2 separate regions of the Homo sapiens genome follow, and region 2 is linked to region 1. Evidence: read pairs that join two places in POLR2A ChIA-PET (ENCODE). Cell type or tissue: PC-9. All regions are shown on one strand. Each heading gives the region's core, and the rest is flanking DNA. Links, peaks and the distances in the headings are about the cores only. Region 1 overlaps NUTF2 (nuclear transport factor 2). Region 2 overlaps ATP6V0D1-DT (ATP6V0D1 divergent transcript).

The links. ChIA-PET counts read pairs that join two places held together with the same protein. Peaks named below come from ENCODE experiments on the same cell type or tissue, not always from the same donor. Only the 100,000 strongest peaks of a DNase experiment are listed, where the experiment ranks them.
Region 2: POLR2A ChIA-PET joins it to region 1 with 8 read pairs; 2 of 35 experiments call an interaction of 5 or more read pairs at or near these places.

What each region holds. Positions count from the first base shown.
Region 1 is chr16:67,858,470-67,863,840 of GRCh38, reverse strand. All of the region lies in intron 1 of NUTF2 (nuclear transport factor 2), which reads right to left. Among named protein-coding and RNA genes, the nearest start is that of EDC4, 12 kb to the left of the region's middle. In PC-9, for the core only: no CTCF peak of the experiment used is centred there; a DNase peak (open chromatin) is centred at 2,620; H3K27ac peaks cover 1,126 bases.
Region 2 is chr16:67,492,614-67,497,984 of GRCh38, reverse strand. The region is part of intron 3 of ATP6V0D1-DT (ATP6V0D1 divergent transcript); the gene reads right to left. Among named protein-coding and RNA genes, the nearest start is that of AGRP, 12 kb to the right of the region's middle. In PC-9, for the core only: CTCF peaks have their summits at 3,594 and 3,793 (motif pointing left); no DNase peak of the experiment used is centred there.

The sequences.
Region 1 (5,371 bases), core at 277-5,276:
CTTCCAAGTAGGGAAGCCCACATCTTGCTGCAGATCCCCTGACTGCAGACCCACATGTTTTTCTGTGGATGGCCCCAACTGTAGAGGAGCCCACTCCCTCTGTCCTGATAATAGGACTCTGAACCAAAGCAGTGAGGAGGTGGGTTCCACCCCAGCAGACAAGCATTCGCAGTGGTGGGATCTGATGCAAGTCACTGCCCTTCTTAGGGCCTCAGCCTCCTCCACTATAAGATGGGGATGGCAACCTGACAGTGCCGGTGGTTGTGAAGCTTCTCTAAAGGAACATGATAAAGCCCTCAGCTCAACATGGTAAGTGCTAGCTCACTCCAGTCCGTGTGACCTCGCCCAAAGCCAGAGGAGCCAGCGGGGAGGAATCGTGTAGGGAAAGAGTGAGAACGCAGCCAATCCTCCGCTCTGTGACCAACACTCAAGCCAATGAGGGAGCAGGAAGCTAAGCCAGCTTTATTTTAGGTCCCCTAGGAGGTAGTGGCACTAAAAATAGAAGCTCAGTGCTGGGATGACTAAGAAATGTCCAGGAAAATCTAAAGCAAGCAGGGGAGAAAGCTTGGATCCAGTCACGCCTGCCACACAGGAACACAAGGTGTGTCCTAGTTCATACTCTGCCAAGAAAGAAATCAACAAGTGGGGAAAGCACAGGACCATCATCTAGTCTTCACTGTGGTCTTGGTCACATTTCCAAGAGGTCAGACACTGGCTGTACTCACACACAAACTTAGAGGACCTAAGGCAGAGCACAGCTCCCACCTCTGGCATTTCTGCCCCGTCCACCTGGTACTTGCTATGCTTAGTCACTCAATGTGCCCTGACCCTGCTGCAGCTTCCAAGGTGCCATACCCACTGCCTAAGAGCTCTGAGGGTAGGGGAAAAGCTGGAGGAATGGATAAGGGCCACATCTCCTTCTACCCTTGGCTCAGAGCAAAGTTGGGCAGTCCTCAGAAAGGGTATGCCAACCAGAAGAAACAGCACCAGCAAATGTCCCGGGGCATGAAAAGGGTCTCGCTCTGTCCCCCAGGTCAGGGTACAGTGATGCCATCTCATCTCCCTGTAGCCTTGACCTCCAGGACTCAAGCAATCCTCCCACTTCAACCTCCCAAGGAGCTGAGACTCCAGGCAAGCACCACCACGTCTGGCTGCTTTTTGTGTTTTCTGTAGAGACCAGGCTTCACCATATTGCTCAGGCTGGTCTCAAACTCCTGAGCTCAAGTGATCCACCCAGCTTGGCCTCCCAAAGTGCTGGGATTACAGGCGTGCACCACCATAACTGGCCTGTGATAACTTTCTGATACAAAAACTCCTTGACTGAAGTGGTGGTGGAAGGAAATGGGGTGGAGGGATAAAGGAAGAGAAAGACCCTTTGGCCTGGTAGGGCAGAGAAGAGTGGGGAAGAGTAAGCTCTCTGAGGAATAGGACACATCAGGGGCTCCCAGAAAATGACAAGGAACCTTCAAAACTATGTGGGATTGAGGCCTGCTTCACTGTCTTGTGTTTATTTCCAAGTAGTGATCACAACAGCCACATAGTCAGAATCCACTGTCATCCAGTGATGTCGCTGGGTCTTGCCCTAAGCTCACCTGGTACATCAGTGCTGACACTGGGTCCTCTGGTCAAGGCCCGTCTCTTTTTTCTGCTAACTCTGCATCCCTGAGCTCTAAACCACAAAGCTGACCATGCTCCTCCCCTACAAACACCCTTGCTTTTGGCTTAAAGGCCAAACTCCCTAAGCTCCACAGGTGGCCATCCACCCTCATCCCCATCTCCCTAAGCCATTCCCTCCTACCTCGATCCAGCTACATACAGACACAACAGAACCTACCGAGAGCCTGCTCACCATGTTTTGTACACAGGAAAGTCCCCTCCTGCGATCCCCACCCTTCCCACGGGAGGCAACACTCTTGAGTCCAAAAAAAGAAGCAAGAGTGCAGAGCCCCCATCCTATCCCCATGCAACATGAGGGAGGGGTCCAGGCCAGGCTGGAAGATGTTCCCCAGAATAGCCAGCAAGCTCTGATCTTGTTTCTAACACATTTACTGTGCAAGTAACAGGCTGGAAACAAAAAAGCCCGGGCTCAGAGGCAGCCTCACATTAGACTGGGGACTGACCATCATGACAGCTTCTCCTACAGCTCTTGTGAGAGGGCCGCTGACCACACCATCTCCTGCTTCACCCCAACAGTCCGCAGGCTGAGGCCAGGCTCCTTGAGGAGCAGAAAAGACTCTGATGACCTCTCACCCACTGAACACCAGCCTTCACTGACCCTTAGGTCTCTGTGAGTGCAAAGACCCTCCAAGAATGTCTCAGCAACTGTGGCCCTCTCCCAACACATTTGCACAGAGGTAGAGATGCCCCAGCCTTGTGAATAATTTTCAACTGTTCAGCCATAGATCCCAGGTTAAAACCTCTGACCCAGGAGATCCCGTTAGACAACAGAAAAACTCCATTTTTATCTTCCAATTTTAAGTGTTTCCAAGAACAAAACTCAAAATAACTGTCTGGCTGTGAACACTTCATTTTCACTAATGCATATGAGGCACAGAAATGTGCAAAGAGCTTATGTGCACTTGTTTGTAACCACACCCTGTGAGTCAACCCCCTTGTTAGAGATGACCAAAAGGAGATTCAGCGAGGTTAGCCAACTCCAACTCGCTCTAGGTCAGCAGCTGATAGGTGGTGGAATTGGACTGACCAGATTTGGAGGCCTCTCCAGAGTCAGGACTTCTAGTGACAACGTGGGCCTGGAGACAAGAACAGACTACATCAGTGAGAGCACTCCTCTGAGCCTGGCTCTCTCAGAAAGGGGCAAGGCAGTCCTGAACCAGGGCTTCCACCTCCAAACAAAGGCCTCAGGCAGAAGAGTTCCACATCAAACCTAGAGTCCAAACAACAGGAGTTTTCATGGAGGATGATGTCAGCTTTCTCAAACCTTCGAGGTCACAACCCTGTTCTACCATCTCAGCAAAGCAGACAGAGCAGACAGAGATCCTAGCCTGAGGCAGGAGAGTGATCGAGAAGACGCTATCACTCCTTCCAGACTGGCACACAGAAAGATTCTCATGTGTCTGCTGAAGCCCACAGGGAATGCCAGCAGATTTGCATGGCCTACAGTGAGGGCCCCAAAATTGGTACCAGTCGTGGCTATCCTCCACACATGCTATCACGGAGGCCAAAAACACAGCCTTGAGGCACAGCCTGGAAAGGACTCCTCCAACAGGGAAACTGATAGCCAACATGGCTTAAACCCCTCAGGCCCAAGGCTGGGCATAGTAGCTCACATCTGTAATCTCAGCACTTTGGGAGGCCCACGCAGGAGGATCACTTGAGTCCAGGAGTTCCAGACCAGCCTCAGCAACAAAGCCCCATATCTACAAAAAATTTTAAAAATTAGCCGGGCATGGTGGTTCACTCCTTTAGTCTCAGCTACTCAGGAGGCTGAGGTGGGAAGATCACCTGAGCCTGGGAGGTCCAGGCTACAGTGAGCTGTGAACTTACCACTGCAATCCACCCTGAGTGACAGGGCAAGACTCTGCCTCAGAACAAACAAAAAGGCTGGGCATGATGGCTCACACCTGTAATTCCAGCACTTTGGGAGGCCAAGGTGGGCGGATCACAGGGTCAGGAGATCAAGACCATCCTGGCTAACATGGTGAAACCCCGTCTCTACTAAAAATACAAAAAATTAGCTGGGCGTGGTGGCAGACACCTGTAGTCCCAGCTACTTGGGAGGCTGAGGCAGCAGAATGGCGTGAACCCAGGAGGCGGAGCTTGCAGTGAGTGGAGATTGCACCACTGCACTCCAGCCTGGGCAACACAGCCAGACTCCATCTCAAAAAAAAAGAAAAAAAAAAATAATAAAATATCTGGCCATGGTGGTGTACACCTGTAATCCCAGCTACCCGGGAGGCTGAGGCAGAATTGCTTGAACCCGAGAGGTGGAGGCTGCAGTGAGCTAAGAACGACCCACGGCATTCTAGCCTGGGTGACAGAGTGAGGCTCCATCTCCAAAAAAAAAAAAAAAAAAAAAAAAAAAGGCCTGGCGCAGTGGCTCACGCCTGTAATTTCAACATTTTGGGAGGCCAAGGCGGGTGGATCACCTGAGGTCAGGAGTTCCAGACCAGCCTGGGCACAACATGGTGAAACCCCATCTCTACTAAAAATACAAAAATCAGGTCAGGCGCGGTGGCTCACGCCTCTAATCCCAGGACTTTGGGAGGCTGAGGCGGGTGGATCACCTGAGGTCGAGAGTTCCAGACAAGCCTGGCCAACATAGAGAAATCCCGTCTCTACTAAAAATACAAAAAATTAGCTGGGCATGGTGGCAGCTAATTTTTCCCTGTAATCCCAGCTACTCAGGAGGTTGAGGCAGGAGAATCGCTTGAACCCGGGAGGCAGAGGTTGCGGTGAACCGAGATTGTGCCATTGCACTCTAGCCTGGGCAACAAGAGCAAAATTCCACCTCAAAAAAAAAAAAAAAAATCATCAGCTGGGTGTGGTGGCATGCACCTGTAATCCCGGCTACTTGGGAGGCTAAGGCAGGAGAACTGCTTGAACCTGAGAGGTGGAGGTTGCAGTGTGCTGAGAACACCCCACTGCACTCCAGCCTGGGCAACAGAGTGAGACTCCATCTCAACAAACAAACAAAAACAAACCCTCGGAGCCAGAGTGTAAAAAGCGTCTTGCGGGTGTGGTGGCTCACACCTGTAATCATGACTGTAATCCCTCGGACACTTTGGGAGTCCAAGGCAGGAGGACTGCTTAAGCCCAGCAGTTCAAGACCAGCCTGGACAACATAGTGAGACCTCATGTCTACAGGAAAAAAAAAAAAGCTGGACATAGTGGAATATGCCTGTAGCCCCAGTTACTCGGGAGGCTGAGGTAGGAGGATGGCTTGAGCCAGGGAGGTCCAGACTGGGCAACACAGTGAGATCTTGTCTCAAAAAAAAAAAAAAAAGTGTCCTGAAGGCAGAGCAGCAGCAACCAGACAGGAAGACACTGCTGGGTGTCAGTCCTTCTGGAAGTCCCCCGATTTTATGGTCTGAGGAGGGGTGCTACTATGTATTCTGTCCCATGGCACCTGGAACAAAGTCTCAACCACTTATCCTGTCCTAGGTGACCTGGCCCTCCTGGCTGTCCAACCTCATCTCTTGCCACTCCCTCCCCTCCTCTACAGTTGCACCAGGCAATTTCCTCTATCTGGAACATGCTGAGTCTGTTCTCATCGCAGGGCTTTGTAACTGCTGCTCCTTCTATCTGGACCACTCTACTTCCTAGATCTTCGTGTGTCACATATGTGCCAGCTCGAATGTCACCTCCTCATTCACACCTTCCCTGACCCCTTAGTCTAAAGTTGCTGTCT
Region 2 (5,371 bases), core at 122-5,121, 370 kb after region 1:
TTCTGAACTGGGACTGTTCAGACAATGTGTCTTGTCTTACCACTGTAGAAAGGTGACAAGAGCAGGAGGACCTGGGACTTGGTGTATTTGGGGCCTCCCTGGGTTGGCCACAGCTCTTTCCAGCTCATTCCTCTTGTAGGCTGCCCTGAACTTGCTAACCCAGGGCCAGACTCTGGCCTATGATGAGGAAGCCATCCTGTGTGCTGGCACTCACCCTGGCTGTTCCAGTTTGTACCTTGGGAGTCAGTTTTCTGACCCCCAATGTTATGTCCGAGCTGGAATCTGAGGACAGGGCTGCTCAGTTGGGTTCTCAGGAGCCTGGTGAAGATATCAGGTCCAATGGGGCCTATGACCTTGAACTCCATTTTTTCAGGGCTGTCAATAACAGGAGGAGCATAGGTTGTCATTGGGTGAAGTTGCCCAAGATGGTTGCCTAGAAGGAGTTTAGGGGGTTGGATCCTGGGGTCCAGGCCACAGATGGAGGCTGCAGAGAGTGGAACTTGGGAAGCCAGTGCTGGAAAGGTGGGAGACTCTGGAGAGAGGAGTGAGGGGTGCTCTAGAAAAGGTGATGGGTTGGAGGAATCATAGGAATCCCTGGGGTGTCCACATAAGTGTCATCTCCTGACATGGGGAAGTGGTGGGTGGCATTCAGACCCAGCTTCTCTGGACCCTTCCTTGACTTTGGTTCACCCTGCAAGTACGGCTGTGGGCCGGCCTGTGGCCAGGTGGTCTTAGCTGGACCACGAGGGCTGTGTGCTTTGCAGGCCCCAGTAACAGTGACAAAATCCATTCAGGACATGCTGAAGGCAATAAGGTGATGGCTGGGCTCACAGAAAAAGAGGCGGGGGCCTTCCTGGACTAGGAAGGCTGAGTCATCTCCTGGTGGGTATCTCCAAGGAGTGGACCAGACCACAGGAGCCCCAAAAGACCCAAATTCTTTGTGTTCAATACCCAGCCTTCACATCAACCCTGCTCCCTCCACCCCCAGGTTCCTAGTAAGCCCTAAGCATTTGCACCAGGCTCTGGCATGCAGTAAGTGCTCAGGACATATTTTAAGATAAAGGAATGAGCGCTGCCTCCTCACTGGGTTACAAGGGCCAGCACCTATTTGGTGTCCCCGGAGCTGAGTGTCAGGCCGCTTATTCCTCTGCCTCTAACATCCCCAGCAGCCCTTCCCACTAATTGGCTGCAGGCCTCAGCCATCATCTAGTACCAGAAAGACCTTGGGCTTTGGAGTTAGAAATGGTGGGTTAGGGCAGAGATTCTCAAAGCTCAGTCACATCAGAGCCACCTGAAAGGTCTGTTAAAACTCTAGCAGTTGGCCGGGCGCGGTGGCTCACATCTGTAATCCCTGCACTTGGGGAGGCCGAGGTGGGCGGATCACGAGGTCAGGGGTTCGAGACCAGCCTGGCTAATATAGTGAAAGCTTGTCTCTACTAAAAAACACAAAAATTAGCCGGGCATGGTGGCTCGTGCCTGTAGTCCCAGCTACTCGGGAGGCTGAGGCAGGAGAATCGCTGGAACCTGGGAAGCGGAGGTTGCAGTGAGCCGAGATGGAGCCACTGCACTCCAGCCTGGGCGACACAGTGAGACTCCATTTCAAAACAAACAAACAAACAAACAAATAAACAAACAAACTCTAGCAGCTGAGCCCTACCCCAGGAGTTTGTGATTCATTATGTTGGGGCAGAGCCAGACTTAACATCCTCCCAGGTTCCTACCTTAGGCTGATGCTGTTGGTGTGGGCGCCACATTTTGGGGGATAAGTATGCTTAGACACACGTGGAACAGACTCTTGGTGTCCACTGCTGGTATCTGCCTCTGATGTGTCTGGGGCTTTCTGAGCTCACTCTACAAGTTGGTCAGAAGTGCTAGGAGTTAACTCTCCCCCAACAACCCTCCAAGGGACTGAGACAGGGTTGCTGTATATCTACTCACCTTCCTCCTGCCTTGGGTGGAACTTCTCTGAGACATGCATTCTGCACTGCAGCCCAGAGTTCCCCACCCACACCCCGGGGGGACCAGGCATCCCTGGTGGAACCCTGCTTATGACCCACTTTATAGTGGCTGTCTTCCCTCCCTGTATTTTTGTACGCTTGTTCTTTGTATCCTCTTTTATTTCCTTATTTATTTTTGAGACAGGGTCTTGCTCTGTCGCCCAGACTGAGTGTAGTGGCATGCTCACGGCTTACTGCAGTCTTTTTTTTTTGAGATGGAGTCTTGCTCTGTCGCCCAGGCTGGAGTGCAGTGGTGCAATCTCAGCTCACTGTAAGCTCTGCCTCCCGGGTTCAAGCCATTCTCCTGCCTCAGCCTCCTGAGTAGCTGGGACTACAGGCGCCCGCCACCACACCCGGCTAATTTTTTTGTATTTTTAGCAGAGACAGGGTTTCACCATGTTAGCCAGGATGGTCTTGATCTCCTGACCTCATGATCCGCCTGCCTCGGCCTCCCAAAGTGCTGGGATTATAGGCTTGACCCACCGCCCCCGGCTGGCTTACTGCAGTCTTGACCTCCTAGGCTTAAGCAATCCTCCCACCTAAGCCTCCCTAATAGCTGGGACTGCAGGTATATGCCACAATGCCAGGCTATTTTTTTTTTGAGACAGAGTCTCGCTGTCACCCAGGCTGGAGTGGCAGTGGCACGATCTCAGCTCACTGCAACCTCTGCCTCCCAGGTTCAAGTGAGCCTCCTGCCTCAGCCTCCCAAGTAGCTAGGATTACAGGTGCACACCACAACACCTGGATAATTTTTGTATTTTTAGTAGAAATGGGGTTTCATTCACCGTGTTGGCCAGGCTGATCTCAAACTCCTGACCTCAAGTGATCCAGCCATGTCAGCCTCCCAGAGTGCTGGGATTACGGGCGTGAGCCACTGCGCCCAGCCTAAGTTTTGTATTTTTTATAGACAGGATTTCCCCATGTTGCCCAGGCTGGTTTTGAACTCCTGGGCTCAGGCAATCTGTCCACCCTGGCCTCCCAAAGTGTTGGGATTACAGGCGTGAGCCACCATGCCTGGCTTGTATCCTCTTAATAAACTTCCTGTGCTACAATGTTTGTCTCAAGGTTTTCTGAAGTGGGAACTCAAACTAAGACAATGTCTCTGCCTCTTGTTTGTCTACGACTATGGTCAGGTTCATGCCATTGCACTTGATCTTAGCCAAAAGGCCAAGAAACGACAGGTTCATGCCATTGTTCTGGGCCTCCATTCATTCTTCTGTGAAGTGGAGAGAAGTCCACCAACGTTCTCATTGACTTGCAGTAACAGCACAATGGGTATGAGCATTGCAGAGCAGGGACTCACTGGGGCTCTGCAAGTATGGAGGAGGAAACTCATTTCTTTTTCTTTTTTGACGTAGTTTCTTTCTTGTCACCCAGGCTGGAGTGCAATGGTGTGATCTCAGCTCACTGCAAGATCTGCCTCCTGGGTTCAAGCGAGTTTCCTGCCTTAGCCTCTCAAGTAGCTGGGATTCCAAGCACATGCCACCACGCCCGGCTAATTTTTGTATTTTTAGTAGAGACGGGGCTTTACCATGTTGGCCAGGCTGGTCTCAAACTCCTGACCTCGAGTGATCTGCCAGCTTTGGCCTCCCAAAGTGCTGGGATTACAGATGTGAGCCACCGCACCCGGCCTAATAACATTTTTTATTGGGAAAATTTACATGATATAAAATTCACTATTTTAACCATTTTAAAGGGTACAGTCCAATGGTTTTTGTATATTCACGATGTTATTCAACCATCACCACTACCTATTTGGAGAACATTTGACGTTTTTTAGTTGTTGCAACTAAAGAGGTGTGGTGCTACTGACACCTAGTGGGCAGAGAACAGAACTGCTGTTAAACTTCCCACCAGAAAGAATTATGTGGGCCTGGGGTTGCTGGTAATCCCAACACTTTGGGAGGCAGAGGTGGGAGAATCACTTGAGTCCAGGAGTTTGAGACCGGCCTGGGCAACAAAGTGAGACGCCATCTTTACAAAAAATACAAAAAATTAGCCGGGCGTGGCAACGTGGGCCCGTGGTCCCAGCTACTCGGGAAGCTGAGCTGGGAGGATCACTTGAGCCTGGGAAGGGGAGGTTGCAGTGAGCCATGATTGCACCACTGCACTCCAGCCTGGACAACAGAGCAAGATCCTGCCTCAAAAAAAAAAGAAAAGGAAAATTATCTGCACCAAAATGTTAACAGTAGAGGTTGAGAAACCTTGCTCTACACAATGAAAACACCATCACCACACCAACAGTAATTCAGCAGTATCACCCTGACTTGTTCCAAGAATGCCATTTTACCATGTTTTTTTCTTTTTTTTGAGACGGAATTTTGCTCTTGTTTCCCAGGCTGGAGTGCAATGGTGCGATCTCGGCTCACTGCAACCTCTGCCTCCCGGATTCAAGCAATTTTCCTGCCTCAGCCTCCCGAGTAGCTGGGTTTACAGGCATATGCCACCATACCCAGCTAATTTTGTATTTTTGGTAGAGATGGGGTTTGTTGGTAAGGCTGGTCTCAAACTCCCGACCTCAGGTGACCCGCCCACCTCAGCCTCCCAAAGTGCTGGGATTACAGGCGTGAGCCACCACGCCCAGCCCATTTTAGCATTCTTATTTTAGTCCAGGAGTGAAGCAAGGTTCATGAATTGGATTTGGTTATGTCTCTCTAGTGTCTTTTAATATAGAAGAGTATCCTCTGCCCCACACTCAGCCTGTTTGTTTTTCATGTCATTGATTTTCTTTTTAGGAGTTTAGGCCAGGCCACTTTTCTAGTATATTCTGGATTTACCTGATTGCTTCTTCAAGATTGGATTCATGGTAAATACTTTTGTCAAGAATACTACTTTGGTGATTTTTGCATCACATCAGGAGGCCCATCATATAAGATTGCTGTGCTATTTATGATGTTGAAACTGGAAGATAACATAGTTCAGAAGACAGAATCCGGTGCAGCCTCCCCCTCCCCTTCTCCTCCAAGTATGGTGTCCAGGCAGCTACTGTAGTTTGTCTACCCTTTCTGAAAAGTAGCGAGCTGGGAGAGGTAGTGCATGCCTGTAGTCTCAGCTACTCAGGAGGCTGAGGTAGGGAGATTACTTGAACCAGGGAGTTCAAGGCTGCTGTGTTATGCACATCAGCCTGGGCTACACAGTGAGACTATCTCAAAAAAAAAAAAAAAGTGAAAAACAGTGAAAAAGTCAGGGTAGCCTGAGGCAGATAACACTCAGCCAGCAGGAAGTCTTCAGACCCTCCTCTCTTCTCTCTCTTTTTTTTTTTTTTTGAGATGGTGTCTTGCTCTGTCGCCCAGGCTGGAATGCAGTGGTGTAATATTGGCTCACTGCAACCTCTGCCTCCTGGACTCAAGCAATTCTCCTGCCTCAGCCTCCTG